Linked DNA regions of Homo sapiens: region 2 is linked to region 1. A link is an interaction called in ENCODE POLR2A ChIA-PET data of the cell type or tissue named here. Cell type or tissue: CD4-positive, alpha-beta T cell. All regions are shown on one strand. Links, peaks and the distances in the headings refer to the core of each region. The heading gives the core; the rest is flanking DNA.

The links. ChIA-PET counts read pairs that join two places held together with the same protein. Peaks named below come from ENCODE experiments on the same cell type or tissue, not always from the same donor. Only the 100,000 strongest peaks of a DNase experiment are listed, where the experiment ranks them.
Region 2: POLR2A ChIA-PET joins it to region 1 with 10 read pairs; 21 of 35 experiments call an interaction of 5 or more read pairs at or near these places.

The regions. Positions count from the first base shown.
Region 1 is chr17:78,721,307-78,729,630 of GRCh38, forward strand. The region is part of intron 1 of CYTH1 (cytohesin 1); the gene reads right to left. Among named protein-coding and RNA genes, the nearest start is that of CYTH1, 57 kb to the right of the region's middle. RefSeq lists enhancers at 955-1,224, 2,279-2,784, 4,112-4,161, 4,532-4,611. In CD4-positive, alpha-beta T cell, for the core only: no CTCF peak of the experiment used is centred there; DNase peaks (open chromatin) are centred at 1,235 and 4,615; H3K4me3 peaks cover 1,645 bases; H3K27ac peaks cover 2,278 bases.
Region 2 is chr17:78,786,241-78,794,564 of GRCh38, forward strand. It overlaps a transcript of USP36 not described here. Among named protein-coding and RNA genes, the nearest start is that of CYTH1, 8.1 kb to the left of the region's middle. RefSeq lists an enhancer at 5,035-5,204. In CD4-positive, alpha-beta T cell, for the core only: no CTCF peak of the experiment used is centred there; DNase peaks (open chromatin) are centred at 1,351 and 3,521; H3K4me3 peaks cover 748 bases; H3K27ac peaks cover 3,986 bases.

The sequences.
Region 1 (8,324 bases), core at 19-8,018:
GCGACAGAGCAAGACTCCGTCTCAAAAAATAAAAATAAAAAAATTTACACACACTACCCAGGACCAAAAAGAGTTAAATTAGCAGGCAGCTAGCAGAAATGGTATTCAACATAGAGGCAGAGGTGCCTTCCGGCAAATTGCCAATATGAATATTTAGACTATTCTAATTTAAATTTCTTCCATGCAAAAACTACCCAGTTTCCCCACTAACAGTAAATCTATTAAAGGCTTTTATTACTGCATTCTGCATTTTCAGGGAAGACTTCGGTCCTCTTCTCAGTGTTGGAGCCGTCTCATCTGACAGCTCCTCACGTTCACAGGCGATGCTGCCTGGGCTTTCACTCACTACTTTGTGACCTGGAGCAAACAATCACCTCTTCCAGCCTCAGTTTCCTCACTTATGTAATGAGGATGTCACCCAGCCCTTCTCAACTATCTTATAAAAGGAAGGTATTGGCTGGGCGCAGTGGCTCACGCCTGTAATCCCAGCACTTTGGAAGGCCGAGGCTCGTGGATCACTTGAGGTAAGGAGTTCGAGACCAGCCTGACCAACACGGTGAAAAACCCCATCTCTACCAAAAATATACAAAATTAGCCAGGCATGATAGCAGGTATCTGTAATCCCAGCTACTTGGGAGGCTGAGGCAGGAGAATCGCTTGAACCTGGGAGGCGGAGGGTGCAGCGAGCCGAGATCGCGCCATTGCACTCCAGCCTGGGCAACAAGAGCAAAACTCCATCTCACAAAACAAAAAAGTAAGGTATCAAAAAATTTAATTTAATAAATCCTAGAACTCAAAGACTTAGCTTGCATTTCAAGGTAGTAACAGAACCTAAGTGACAAAATTTTATCCTGCGAATTTGGTTTAGAAAAATAAAGTTAACATCCGCTTTCAATAAAAGCTAAAAACTAGAAAACAACCATTTTAAGAACCTTAACTTTTTCTAAAAGCTCACAGTGACAACACCTGATATAGCTGACATAGCTGGGGTTTCCCAGCAGCTTCTTTCTAGCACTCCACTGCTGTTTCGAAAGGATCCCAGGGACTGGGCGCAGAGCTCCACAGGGAAGAACCATTTTCTAGCCCTAGCCTCCTTGAGCCAAGTGGCCTGCTCCTTCACTCCCAGGGAAAGCCTGGAGTTCCCTCTTCCTCCAAACAAGCCAAAACAGCTTGCTCGCCCCTCCTCCCAAGGGGGCAGGCTCCTGTCCCCTGGGTGAAGCTGCCACTCCCCGTGCCTGCCAGCTGCAACCACTGTCAGCTTGCACAGCTGGGCCACGACACCCCTTCCGTGTCCAAAAGAGAGGCTTGGTGGCTTGGAAGTCAATTCTCTCTCACTTTACCCTCAGTGGCTCAGATCTGTTTGTTTGCTAGCCCTTTGTAATGCTCTGAATTTTTCTGTACATTGAAATATTCTCCCTCAGTCTGACAGCTGGAAAGGACCCCTAGCATTAAACGCGACGTACAATTCCAACTCCTTTTCTATGTGTATTGATGGAAAGAGGACTACTCGTGCCCAGGAAAGGTTCCCAAGTCCTTACCGAGTAAAACAGAAACTCCACGGGTGGCAGGCCTAGAGGGGAGATCACCCTGAATCTGTCCCGCTGTTTTCTGCCCCCCTATTTCAAACCTCACGGAAGCTGGACCAAGGAAATTGACTACTGGCATGTTCCTAAGTCTCAGGCTTAGAAGAAACGACACTGAATGCCTGGATACCTATCCAAAAGTGTAGTGGAAAAACCTTCAGAGGAGAGCATAGAATGCAGACCCAAAGGACAGACATGCAGAGAGACAGCCACGCACACATCAGCTCCTACTGCTGGCTGCTGGGTGGGAGAGGCAGGCAGGCAGCAACGCATAATGGGAAATCTGCTGACAGGGCTCCACACGCCATCCACCAGCCTCTTACCCACGGTGAGTCCCCTCTCCTGCGGCCCCAGTGTCCTGGCCAGCCCTGGGCAGCAACATCAAAGCCTCGGCAGGTCACAGCTCTCCACGTCAGAGGCCATGGTGGCTCCGTGCAGCGACCCCACAGTACCAGGCTGCCGGGAGCTCCCACAGCTGTAGGTGCAGGGAGAGCCGGAGCAAGGACAGCATGTGTGCGCCAGCACAGCAGGGGTAGAGAAGAAGGTGTCCAGAGAAAACAAAAGCTGAGAGCACCGGCCCTGCAGGTGGAAACTCGCTGGGCCCGGTGGGGAAGGCTGGCGCAGAGCGCAGAGATGGACGCGCAGAGCTGCAGCCCTAGCAGACGCTCCGAGTGTGTGCTGCTCCGCTCCTCCAGGCTCATTTCCATGAATGCAGTCACAGCCAGCCCCTCCTACTATCCCCCATTCCCGGCCTCCCGGGGGGGAGGGGAGGCACCACCAGCATTTGCGCACAGGCTGCACTTGCTTTCCTCTCTCCCTCAGAAGCAAAAGCCTAATGCCTGCTTTCACTGCAAGAATGCCAACCTTACTCCAGATGCCCTCTCCTTTCTGCATGGATAAACAAGAGACTGGATCTAGGGGGTGGATGTTCTGTCACCCCAAAGGCACAAGCCTAGTCCTTTCCACTGCCCCGCATCAGGTCAGCAGGCAAAGTGGCACTGACCAGACTGCTCCAACACCGTCCTGGAGGGGCTTCAGGAGGAGTATCCTTTGCTCCCTTCCTCCAGGGATCCCATGCCCTCCACTTCCACGAGGGACACTCCAGCCTTTTCACCAAGAAGGACTCGCCTCCTACTCAGTACACTCGCAGCCACCAATGGTTATTTCTTCACCAGAGGCTGTGGCATCGCCTTTGAGGACACCTGCCTATTATCAGGTTGGAATGTTAGGCAAGCGAACCTTGGGGATGATAATACAAGATGGCTGGTGACAAGAAATATGGCTACAGCCTGAGGATAGCAGCTCTCAAACCTCAGAGGGCACGAGAATCACCAAGGGCGCCTGTTAAACACGCAGATTTGGGACCCCAGTCCCAAAAGCATGAACTCCAGAGACCCAGGCCCCTAAGTGACACAGAATACAGGGTTACTGCAGACCACACACAGCTTTTGACTAAGAAGGGAGGAGATATTTTTTAAACAATTCTAAAATAACCAAGGAGAGAAAGTAAAAGGGAAATCACCGTGCTAGAGCAGGGTTCTTCAGTCTGGGCATTACTGGCACAGGGAGCAGGTCACTCTTTGTGGTGGGGGCTTCCCTGTGCCTTGCAGGGTGCTTAGCTGCGTCCCTGGCCTCTACCCACTAGGTGCCAGCAGCATCCCCATCCCAATTCCCCACAACCAGGTTTGACAACCAAAAATGTCTCCAGGCATTGCTGAATGTCCCCTGCGGGACAAAACTGTCCTGGTTAAGAACCATTGCTCTAGATAAACAATGGAAGAGGGGGTGGAAATCCTAAAAACACTCCCATACCCTCCCTCCTTTCCAGTCTCCTGCCGTTAGGAAATCAGTCATGGAAGGCACCCGCCCCTCTGCAAGCCCTGCCTCCACTGCCATGCCATGGGGGTTGGGCTGGCTGGGGAATGCAAACAGACGTCCTCATCACCAGGCAGTGCCACCAGGCCTGACCCAAATACCCTGGCTCTGCGTTGTATCTTGTCTTTCAAGAAACAGCCATAGTGTGAACAATTTTCTTTTAGTGTCAAGAGAGTAGTACTTATTTAAAAGAATCATACTAAGTCCATGAAAAACAAATTCTAAAATTCTACATTCTACAAAATGTATATTGAGAGTCCCAGTGCAACACGTCCCTGGGCCCCTGTCTTCCTCCTTCTCACTGTCTAGTAAGCCATCCCACCTCTCCTCCCAGTCCAAGGAAGATTCCACTTTCCCGGGATCCACCAGAGTACTCAGTTACATCTCTTTGCTTCTTTCTTCTTGTTCAGAAGCTCATCCTCACCATCCGCCATCCGTCGAGTCTTACCTCCTACAGGGAGAACTCAGATTCCTCCAGCCATGCTCCCTGCTCAGTTTACCCATATTAACCATCACCTGATGACCTTCTTTATCACTTGGTAAATAACCAGGTGATAAATTACGTGATACAAACAAACTCAGTGAAGACAGCCTGGACTATCCACGCTGGTTATCTACCACCATGTTTCCCAGGGATTTCATGTGAGATTAAGCTCTTGCTTTTCAGTAATATCTTGTACTGTAAATATTCTCATAGCACTTTTCATAGTCCTAAGGGCTGTCTTATTTTGAGGTGACATCACTGGTTTTTACACAAATACACATATACACATACACACTCTCTTCAGGGATTGAAAGAGCCCAGCAGGTGAGTTCTGACCCGTGACTCTCTACAGAAGACTCAGTCATCATGTGCAAGGCTCACTATGACTCTCTCTTTAACATGGCCAGCTTCCACTACGCCGACAGAGTGGATCACAGCCGGGGTTTACCTGTGGTGTGTGAACCTAGGCAAAGGCTTTAGCTTGACCCAGGCCAGAGACTGCAGGTGGCAAAAACCTGCACTTTCAGTTAATTCTAGGCACAGACAACATGAGAAAAGGATGTCAGTGGACAAAGAAGTTACAAGAAAAGCTGCAACCAAGAAGTCTACAGTGTGGCCCTCCTCATATCTGAACAAAACAGATGCCACAATATATACCACACAATCAAGCTTATGAAACCACATCCATCAGAGAGAATCACAGGAAACGACTGGCCACAGAATAGGAATCTCAGGACCAACAGAAAACATGAACGTTTTAAAAAATAATTTCTCAGACTCATAATTCAACAGTCTTTTTTTTTTTTTTTTTTTGAGACGGTGTCTTGCTCTGTCACCCAGGCTGGAGTGCAGTGGCGCGATCTCGGCTCACTGCAAGCTCTGTCTCCCAGGTTCACGCCATTCTCCTGCCTCAGCCACCCTAGCAGCTGGGACTACAGGCACCCGCTACCACGCCTGGCTAATTTTTTTGTATTTTTAGTAGAGACAGGTTTTCACCATTAGCCAGGATGGTCTCGATCTCCTGACCTTGTGATCTGCCCGCCTCAGCCTCCCAAAGTGCTAGGATTACAGGCGTGAGCCACCGCGCCCGGCCTCAACAATCTTTTAAAAAGTTCACTGCATGGAAACGAGGCCCCCTGTCAGTTACTGTGGAAGAGGCCCCCTGTCAGTTACTGTGGAAGACACAATGCTGAAAAGACATGGTTTCGGCCCTCCAAGAGCTCATGTGTTACTATTCCTTTTAAAGAAAAAAGAAACAGGCAGCCCGTAAATGCCAAATAAATGCTGTCTGCAAGGTGCTATGCGGAGTGGGGCTCAGAGAAGAGCAGGGCCCAGGTTAGTCCAAGACGGTTCCACGCGAGAGCCTGGGAGAGGGCAGTCCAGGCAGAGGTGGAAAGGGCAACACAAGGGACAGAGTCTGGAAGAGCAAGCTCCAGGCAGACTGTGGTGCCTTTGAATTTGACACCGAGACAGGTGGATTCTATTCTGCTGTTGAGTTGGGCGAGAGATAAAGAAGCTCTTCTGGAAGAGCAAGAAGCGGCAGCCAGGCGCCATGAGAAAGAAAAGGGACTGGAAGCTTTGCGTAGTCTTCACTGCACCGCGGTCTGCACTCCTGTTCAGAAGCGGTAGCAAAGAAATAAGTGGTTTTTTGCCCTACTCCAACTCACACCTTCAACTACCATCCTTATCCAGCACTAATTCCCCAAACCACTACTGACTTCCCATCCTCTTTCCAGTTCTCTCTCTCAGGCTCAAGGACAGGTGCAACCAGAAAGTGACCCTCTGACAAGCGTGCAAGGGCAATGTGCATCAATCATTTTATTTCTAAAGCGGAAAATGAGGCACAAGGAATACATTCAAATCTCGCAGTTTCATCAGCATCCCAAACCCACGAATTCACAATGCTGCTCAAAGGTCCTCTCTGCCCATGAGGCGTCCCCAAACCCCAAATCACCTGGGCCACAGGCTCCAAGCACCACAGACATGATAAGCATAAAGCTTTTAGGCGAGTCAGCATTCTCAATCTCCCCTCCTTCTGTGTCCCATGAAAACAGAGGCCTGGGGTTTTTTTTACTTTTTTCTTTAAATTCTATTCCACTCCTTACACTTAAAAATGCCTCATTATTCTTTAGTAAATGCTAGGAGCATAAAATCTTCTTCAAAGAAGCAAAAACTGGCATCTGTTCCTGCTCTGAGAAGTCCTTGAAGATCTCTTGAAAGGAAGGTCATTTCTACCTGCACCTCAAAATAGAAACAAACTGGCTCCCTGTTCCAGACATCACCCTTACCAGAGTTGCCCCGAGTCCGGGTTTGCAAAAGTTTGGGAGAGGTGTAAGAAGGAGCTGACTAGGGCACCAGCCTTCCAAGTCGCGGGAAGGTCCAGGATACTGGCCCCCTGCCTCCACCTACCAGCAGGGCAAGGCTGGAGCAGGCACGGCCGACCCAAGCCTCCTGGCGAGTGCATCCTTCTGGTGCCAACTCAGTGTGTTAGGAGGGCAGGCTTCTTCTTCTCTGTCTTGGCTGCTCTCATGAGGCTGCTCTTGGACCGTCCCCTATCTCCTGCCCATGCAGGGGGCAGAACTGTAGGAGGAAGAAAGACGAGACCTATGGCAGGGGCAGCCAAGGAGAGCAGTGAGGAGGAGCAGAAGGCAGGCCAAGCTCTGCACCTTTGAGATCCAGGGCAGCACACCCACTCCAGAACTAGCTGAAGAGGTGCTGACCCATGAGAGGGCAGTGAGTCCCTGATATCATGCAGGTGTCCTATGGCCTCCCTCCACGACAAATGGATGCCCACCTCTAGGTGGCACGATATAGTCAGTTTCTCTGGACAAACTCTATTCTACCCCAAACACTGGTAAATCCTCCCCAAGCCAGGCTGGTTCCTGCAGCAGGGCCAGCCTCTCATCTAGACAGGAAAAAGAAACATGGAAAACAAAGGGGACCTGAGCAAAGGTAGAAAGACCCCAGTAATCAAAGTTCTCGTACATACACCACGATGTTTAAAAACATTATTTACGCCGGGTGCAGTGGCTCACTCCTGTAATTCCAGCACTTTTGGGGGCCGAGGTGGGTGGATCACTTGAGGTCAGGAGTTTGAGACCAGCCTGACCAACATGGTGAAACCCCATCTCTACTAAAAATACAAAATTAGCCAGGTGTGGTGGCACATGCCTGTAATCCCTGCTACTTGGGAGGCTGGTATTACAAGAGAATCACTTGAACCAGGGAGGCAGAGGTTGCAGTGAGCCAAGACCACGCCATTGCACTCCAGCCTGGGTAATGAGAGCGAAACTCCATCTCAAAAAAAAAAAAATTATTTACATTACCAACATGATGTTTACAGAAATATAATAAAAAGGATATTAAACTTCACATGGGAAAAAATATATATGACAATAGTCAGAAAAATATGAAAGGGAGAAAGGGTAACGTGAGGGTGTAGCTACCTGAGATTAAAGCACGTGAGGCTTTGGTAATTGAAACTGCAACGGAAGAAAAAGACCAGAAAACAAACTCAAGAAATACTGAAACACACACGTAGCACTTTGAATCGGTAAAGAAAAATAGGATTATTCAGTCAAGGGTGCTGAGCAAATAAATAGCCAGCTAGCCATTTGGGATAAAACTAAGCTGAAATGAATTCTAGCTTAATCAAAGATGTTAATGTAAAATAAAACCTGAATAATTCTAGAATAGAGCATGAATTAGTATAGTCATAATATTGGTGAGTCTGCTCATTTGCGACATGAAAATGAAAAGCTTCTGAGTGAAAAATAATATCCCATAAGCTAAAAGGTAAACAACTAGGACAATAAATTCACAAAACATATGACAAAGGGTTAATATCTTTTTTTAAATTAATTAACTTATTATTTTTAGAGAGAGGGTCTCACTCTGTACCCAGGCTGGAGTGCAGTGGTGTGATCATAGCTCACTGCAGCCTCAAACTCCTGGCCTCAAGCGATACTCCCACCTCAGCCTCCAGAATAGCTGGGACTATAAGTATGTGCCACACCTGGCTAGGGTTAATTTATTTAAGTCACAAAGAAAGCAGCATAAAAATTAGTAAAGCAAAGATGAATACAATGAGCAAAGGATATAAAAGACAGATTACAAAAAGAGAAATACAAATGGTCACACAGAAGAAGATGCTCACAGTCACTATGTGTTTAATGCAAATTAAAACATGAATAACATACCATTTTCCATTAGTCTGGCAGGAATCAGAATGCCAGATGAGACGAAATACTGTCAGGGGAGTGGGCTACACAGGCAGTCTCCCGTGCTGCTGGGAGAGTGTAAACTGGTACAACCTTTTGGCACTAGCAAAACATAAAGAGCACACACCTTTTGATTTGATTTGAATCAAACTTATGAATTTG
Region 2 (8,324 bases), core at 109-8,108, 65 kb after region 1:
TGCCTATAATCCCAGCACTTTGGGAGGCTGTTGTATCACCTGAGGTCAGGAGTTCGAGACCAGCCTGGCCAACATAGTGAAACCCCGTCTCTACTAAAAATACCAAAATTAGCCGGGCTTGGTGGCGGGTGCCTGTAATCCCAGCTACTCGGGGGGCTGAGGCAGGAGAATCGCTTGAACCCGGGAGGTGGAGGTTGCAGTGAGCTGAGATCGCGCCATCACACTGGGGGACAAGAGCGAGACTTCGTCTCAAAAAAATTAAAAACAAACAAAATACTAAATGTAAGTGTTTCCCTAAGTTCTGTGAGTGGCTCCAACAAATTAATCAAACCCAAAGAGCGGGGGTCATAGAAATCCCAAGTTTAAGGTGGTCGCTCAGAACTTCCAGAGGCCCAGGCTTGTGACTGCTGTCACAAATGCAGTCTTGGGGACTGAGCCCTCAGCCTGTGAGATCTGACCTCACTCCAGATAAGAGTCCAAGTTGGACTGGATGAGAGGACCCCCAGGTAGTGTCTGCTGCTTGGTGTGTGGGGATAAACCCCCACGCCTCTGGGCAGAGCAGTCTTCTGTGAAGATTGTTGTGAGGTGAGAGCAGACCATAGTTTGAGAGTTTTTCCCGAAACATTCCCCCTTCAGCTTCCCTGCTTTGCCTAATAAAAAGAATTAGAAAGGTTTTAAGCAGAGGTAACCCAAAATATGTTTTTCCTATGCTTATACCATGGTTTTATTTTATTTATTTATTTATTTTTTGAGACTGAGTCTCGCTCTGTTGCTCAGGCTGGAGTGCAGTGGTGCATGATCTCAGGCTCACTGCAACCTCTGCCTCCCAGGTTCAAGCGATTCTCATGTCTCGGCCTCCCGAGTAGCTGGGATTACACGCACGCGCTACCACGCCCTGCTAATTTTTGTATTTTTAGTAGAGACGGGGTTTCACCATGTTGCCCAGGCTGGTCTTGAACTCCTGACCTCAGGTGATCTACCCACCTCAGCCTCCCAAAGTGCTGGGATTACAGGCGTGAGTCACCATGCCCGGCCCTATACCATGGTTTTAAAATGTCTTCAGGAACCACCTCAAAGTTTATCAATAGCAAACAGGTTAACTATATTAGGATACTTTCATACAAGGAAGCACCCACAGGCTTCAAAAGACTGAAACAGATTTCTGTATTACCAACAGAAGACAATTTCCAAGCTATAAGTGAAAAAAGCAGTCAGAACGGTGGTATATAATACAGAACCATTTGTAATCAAAATCAATGTATACATGCTACTCGTTTACAGGTGTATATTCAGTCGCTGAACAAATCTCCGTTAGGGGCACTGTTCGTGTGCTGGGAACACACAGGTCAATGAAGAGCAGCCAGAAAGCCCCAAGCTCTGGAGGCTTCCACTCTCGTGAATCAGCACCGCTTGATCATCTGTGAGGTAGAGATTGGGAGCCACATTTAACTCTGAGAAGAGAACCTTTCCATACTGTTATGGGTTGAGTCATGTCCCAACAAAAGATATGTTGAAGTCCTAAGCCCCAGTACCTGTGAATGGTGACCTTATTTGGAAGTGGGGTCTTTGCAGATGTAATCAAGTTAACATGAGATCATTAGGGTGGGACCTAATCAAACAGGACTTGTGTCCTTACAAAAAGAGGGAGATTTGGACACAGAACGGAAAGATGGCTACGTGAAGATGGAAGCACAGTGGAGTGATGTGGCCACAAGCCAAGGAATTCCTGGGAGAGGCTGGATTCTCCCCCACAGCCCTGAGGACACCTTGATTCCAGACTCTGGTCTCTCTCTGGCACTGTGAGAGAACATTCCCATTGTCTTAAGCCACCCAGTTTGTAGTCCTTTGTTATGGCAGCCTCAGGAAGCGAGTACATGAAGCTCTGCAAGTTGTGTTTAAAATTGCATATGCATAGGTTATTTTATTTATTTATTTTTTTTTTTGAGACAGAGCCTCACTCTGTCGCCAGGCTGGAGCGCAGTGGTGCAATCTCGGCTCACTGCAACCTCCGCCTCCCAGGTTCAAGCAATTCTCCTGCCTCAGCCTCCCAAGTAGCTGGGACTACAGGTATGCGCCACCACGCCCAGCTGATTTTTGTATTTTTAGTAGAGACAGGGTTTCACCATGTTGGCCAGGATGGTCTCAATCTCTTGACCTCGTGATCTGCCTGCCTCGGCCTCCCAAAGTGCTGGGATTACAGGCGTGAGCCACCGCACCCGGCCCTGGTTCCTTTTTCTAAAACAAGTAATTCTATTTCGTTACCTTTATGTTCTCCCAGCTGGTTGGTGGGGCAGTGGGGGTGCCCAGCTTCCAGAAGGTGCAAGCTGGAGGGTCTCAGAAGAAAGGCAGGACTGATGCCCACCCTGACCCTGTGTGCTACAGGAACAACAGACAGCCCACCCGCATCTGCTAGAAGGCATGAAGGAAGGAAGGGCCAAGGACGAGATGTGGAGGGACTCGGGTCCATGGGGTAGGTATTGCTGAGGCCATCAGAACACCAGACACCAGGACATCATCTACGGCCTCCCCTCCACCAAGGGGAGAATTGTCAGCCACTGCCTGATGTCATTCCCCTCCACCAAGGCCAGAATGCTGCCTCTTGCCAGAGGTGGGGACGGGAGGGACACTGAGGACTGAGATGTCTGGGGACAATGCTGGCTTCACGAAAGAGAGATGAGGCCAGGTGCGGTGACTCACGCCTGTAATCCCAGCACTTTGGGAGGCTGAGGCAGGCAGATCACGAGGTCAGGAGTTCGAGACCAGCCTGGCCTATATGGTGAAACTCCGTCTCTATTAAAATATGAAAATTAGCCGGGCGTGATGGCATGCACCTGTAGTCCCAGCAACTTGGGAGGCTGAGGCAGAAGAATCACTTGAACCTGGGAGGCAGAGGTTGCAGTGAGTCGAGATTGCGCCATTGCACCCCAGCCTGGGCAACAAGAGAGAAACTTGGTCCCAAAAAAAAAAAAAAAAAAAAAAAGGAGATGAGGTTTAGCTGGGCATGCCAGCCTTCACTTGCCCAATCACTGTGTGAGTGATTTGTACGCCCTGAGACCAAGCGAAAGGTATGATCTAGAGGTAGCAGCTTTTCTAGAAGCCAGCCTCTGACCCCTCCCACCCAGAAGGAGTAGGCTGAACAGTGGTTAGACAGGCCTTTAATTCAGGGTTCTTCAAAAAGTGAATAAATAGAAGACAGAGGACTCAGCAGCTCTGCCAGGGAGCAAGCCTCCTGGACTTGCTAATTTTGCAGCATAGACCTTGCAGAGAGGGTGGAGCCTGGTGAAGAAGGGGTGTTAATCCCCGCAAGAGGCTGCAAAGCGAACTGCTCACACAGGCTTGGATTGGGGCATTGTCTTGCTTTGAAAACCCCCAGATTTTATTTTGCTAAAGCTTGCAATTTCTTCTGTGTGTAAATGACACTTAAAATCTGTTTGTAATGGAACTTGATTGTATCCAGCTGTCACCAACTGTTCCCTGTGCCACCCAAAAGACAGCTGGCCACGTGCCACGGTTTGGGCGTTCACTTCAAATAGAGGAGCTAGTGCTCTAGTTCCTGCTAGACTTCACCAAAATGTTTTCACTTACGCAGAAAAACAAAGGGGGTGCGGGTAGGGCTCAGGGAAGGCAATGTGAAGGGGAATTAGTGCAGTGTGGACTGCGGAGCCACTGACTTTGATGGACGGTGGGCTGGCTGTTTTCTGAGCAGGGTCCGAATGCAGTCACAAAGTATGCTGCCTTCAGCAGCTGCTCCAGTTCACTCATTCAACAAATATTTACCGGGTGGCTGGTAAGTGCTAGGCCTTGCCAAGAGAACTGTAGCCACATAAGACAGAAAAATGGCAGAATAATACCTTTTTTTTTTTTTTGAGACGAAGTCTCGCTCTGTCATCCAGGCTGGAGTGCAATAGCGCGATCTCAGCTCACTGCAACCTCGGCTTTCCAGGTTCAAGTGACTCCTCTGCCTCAGCCTCCCTGAATAGCTGGGATTACAGGCACCCACCACCACGCCTGGCTAATTTTTGTATTTTTAGTGGAGATATGGTTTCTTTTTCTTTTTCTTTTTTTTTAAAGACAGAGTCTCACTCTGTCACCCAGGCTGGAGCACAATGGCGCGGTCTCAGCTCACTGCAACCTCCACCTCCTGGGTTCAAGTGATTCTCCTGCCTCAGCCTCCCGAGTAGCTGGGACTACAGGCGTGTGCCACGAGGCCCGGCTAATTTTTTTTTATTTTTAGTAGAGACAGGGTTTCACTATGTTAGCCAGGCTGGTTTTGAACTCCTGACCTTGTGATCTGTCTGCCGTGGCCTCCCAAAGAGCTGGGACTACAGGTACAAGCCACCATGCCTGGCCTTTTTTGGCTGGTCTCGACATCTTGGGCTCAAGCAATCCTCTCATCTCAGCCTCCTGAAGTGCTGGAATTACAAGCATGAGCCACTGCGCCCGGCCAACACATTCATTTTAAAATGGCCTTAAAAAAATCACTGGTTTATGTAAAAGAACTTGAATTTCCTACACACATTTCGCAGCAAGTATTTGCCATGTACTTAGACTGTGTGTTGAAATCTGGTCTCATGATGGTAAGAAGCTACCTAAATACCTAGATCCTGCTTAAGGGAGTGGCAATCTTGTGACCTGTTTCTCACTCAATGTCTAATGGATATTTGGCAGCCATGTCCTGTTGCTTCCTCTAATCAACACCCTCCTAAATGAAGCAGTAAGGGAGAAAACCAATGAAAACACGCATGCAAGACATGTATCGTGAGAGTGACAGCTGACAATCATGATAATTTGAATCTAACCTTTGCATTTTAGAGGAGAAAAGCAAATTCATGATGCTAACTCATGGCAGACCCCTTAGAACACAGGTCTTGATTCCCAATCTGGCCTTCTTTTTTTTTTTTTTTTTTTTTTTAGCTGGAGTTTCGCTGTTGTTGCCCAGGCTGGAATGCAATGGTGCGATCTCGGCTCACCGCAACCTCCACCTCCCGGGTTCAAGCGATTCTCCTGCCTCACCCTCCCAAGTAGCTGGGATTACAGGCATGCACCACCATGCCCGGCTGATTTTGTATTTTTAGTAGAGACGGGGTTTCTCCATGTTGTGTCCTGACCTCAGGTGATCCGCCCCGCCTAGGCCTCCCAAAGTGCTGGGATTACAGGCATGAGCCACCGTGCCCGGCCCTGGCCTTCTTTTTATAGGAAGTCATGATTCAAACCTGACTCCAGCCTGACCCTACTTTAATCCCTTTAAAGCAGCAAAAATATACAGCAGTTTCCCCTTGAGAAAGCAACTTGAAGCAACAGTTTGGTACAGATTCTGCTAAGAACAAGCACATTTTTAATCTCAGGCCCCTCTCACAGGGCAATTTCCTCAATGCCTGGAGTGCTTTCTGAGATCCCAGAACAACGGGCTGGACAGCTGCCCAGAGGCCTCTAGGGGGCTGTGGAAGGCTGAAGAGGCAGGGGGGATCTGGATCACAAAATAGAGGAGACTATTTTCTCTGAACAGGAGTGAGAAACCTTATGTTGGGGAATGATTAGATTCTGGTTTCTTGCCTTAAAAGATTGTCCTGGAGGCCAGGCACAGTGGCTCACACCTGTAATCCCAATGCTTTGGGAGGCCAAGGCGAGAAGATTATTTGAGGCCAGGATCCTATACTGAGGGGGCACCTCTTTCAGTGTCTACAGTAGAGATCCTGACAGAGGGTGGATCGGTCGGCTGTTCAGTGGGATGTATTGACTGGATCAGTTGATTCTGGGCTTGATCTAGAGTATGCAGCAAATGCAACAGGCTCACATCTTAGAGGAGCTCTCCAGGGTGCGGAGGTCAACAGTGTCAAATCCTGGGAAGAAGTCGGTGGCAAGAGTGGGAATTAGGTCACTGAGAAGTGATGATGGCAGAAGCTAGACTAAGAACCACAGAGAGTCAACACAGAGCAAAATGAATGTCAACCAAAGGAGAGGGCAGCTGAGAGGGGACACAAGGACACACAGGCTTTTTAGGATGGGAGATGCCTGAACATGTTCCTAAGGGAAGAGTGAGACACGGGAGCAGACAGGGTAATTAATGGAGCAAGGTCCCCAGGGTGGAAGAAGTTGGCCTCAAGGGCACAGGTGGGGTGCCAGCATACACAGAGGGGGCACCTCGTCCAGCATCTCCAGTAGAGGTCCCCACAGAGGATGGGGAACAGCCCCTATACTACAGTTCCTTCCCACTCTCCCACACCAACCACCCAGCCCCTCTGGGAGGCATCAGATCAGAACAGTGGGTCTGCCCAGCAGCAGCCCCGGGGACTATTGGACATGCACATTCTCAGGCCTCATCCCAGACCTGCTGAATCAGAATGCGGGGGAAGGAGCCCGGCAACTGGTGTTTTAAGGAGCCCCTGGCAATTCTGGTGCTCACTTGAGTTTGAGACCAGGGACCAGGATGGCAACTCTCAACTCTGCTGCTCACTATGATCCCCCCGGGAAGGTTTTTTTTGTTGTCGTTGTTTTTGAGACAGAGTCTCACTCTGTCGCCCAGGCTGGAGTGCAGTGGCATGATCTTGGCTCACTGCAACCTCCACCTCCCAGGTTCAAGCAGTTCTCCTGCCTCAGCCTCCCAAGTAGTTGGGATTACAGGCACAGGCCAAGCCCAGCTAATTTTTGTATTTTTAGTAGAGACAGGGTTTCACCATGTTGGTCAGGCTGGTCTCGAACTTCTGACCTCAAGTGATCCGCCCGCCTCAGCCTCCCAAAGTGCTGGGATTACAGGTGTGAGCCACCGCGCCCGCCCCCCTCACCCCCCCAGGAAGGCTTTAAATGCTGATGCCTAAGCCTCACCCATAGATTCTGATTCTACTTCCGTCAGTATCGAATGCCTCTCCCCAGGTGCTCCTGCTGCCCTATGAGCATTGAGAACCCTGAGGTAAGAAGGAGAAGAGAACAGAGGGAGAGGAGCTGGTTTTAGCTTTGGTTTCCCCATGTTGTTTAATTTTGGGGTGGGATGGGAATTCTTGAGGTAGCCTTGGAAGTCACTTACCAAGAGTAGTGGGCACATATGCAATGAGAGAGCAAAATAGTGTGCAGGGATCACTGAAAAGAATGGGAGAGAGAGGAAGGAGTTGCCTGAAGACCAAGGGCAGAAATCCCAAAAGGCAGGCAGAGCCCAACGAAGAAGGGCAGCCAGACAGCCCTGAAAGCCGAATCCATGGCACCCAGATGATCTTCTCCAAGGGTCATCCCCAGTCCAGATATGGAAGGAGCAGGGGGCCAAGCCAAGGCGGGATCTGCACGAAGCAGCAGCAGGGCCACCTCCGGGCAAGAGTGTGACTCCAGGGAGTCAGCTCAGCTGACAAGACACAGAAAGCTGCCCGTCTGCATGTCACGTGACCTGTCCACACACAGTCCTCCTTTACCACCACGTCCTTGGCGTACCCACATCCTCATTGCGCTGAGGTTGTCCAAGCTACCAAGACTTGAGGCAGGGATTCTCACAGCACCGTCCAGTGTTAAACTGCCCTTAAGGTCACTATTACAGTTATGATGAGCCCTAACAGTATGTTAGGGATAAACAGATGCCCACCTGATTCCCCAGTGTCCAGACACCTGGGCTTTTTCCTAACTAGAAGACTCGGAGTTCACCCACTGCCTACTTCCCATGCCTAGGATTCTCCCTGGGTTCCCTGTACTGGTAAGATGCCAACACGTCCACTAAGTCAGATTGAATCTCTCACCACCTGAAGGCCTTCCTGAAACCATCGGTGAGCCGCTTGCTTCCCTGGCTACTACTTGGCCTCCGAACCCAACTAACCACCCTAGCAGAAATCATCTTAAACTCCACCCAGAACATTCCACCCTATCTGTCATCTCACCTCTTGAGTCCATCTCCTAAATATCCAAGTGACCTCACTTCTAGCCTATGCTACTAATGCCAATCTCTTAGCTCTAGCCTTGGCCACTTCTCAGCCAACCTGGCGGCTGGTCATGCTCACCTGCTGTTCTCTGCACTCCACCAGCCGCCTTTCAGGCCATCAGGCAGCCTGGAATCCACTATCAGCCTCAGGAGTCTAAAAAGCACATCAGACCTTGGTAACCCTTCTTGTCCAAACTGTCAAACAAAACCTGCCCTGCGCTTTTGCACCTGACTTACAGTTAGCCAGCTGAGTCCTGCTGGCCAGCTCCCACTGCCAGCCCCCTTTCAGAATGTCACCTCACCCCACGGTGCTTCAGGCAGAGCTCATGACAGGCTCCTCATGGCCTCCCTGCATCTCCCTAACAGCACTCACCCTGCCCTGGAGCCGTCAGTCCTGCCGGTGGGACTCTGCCCGCCGCCTGCGAGACGA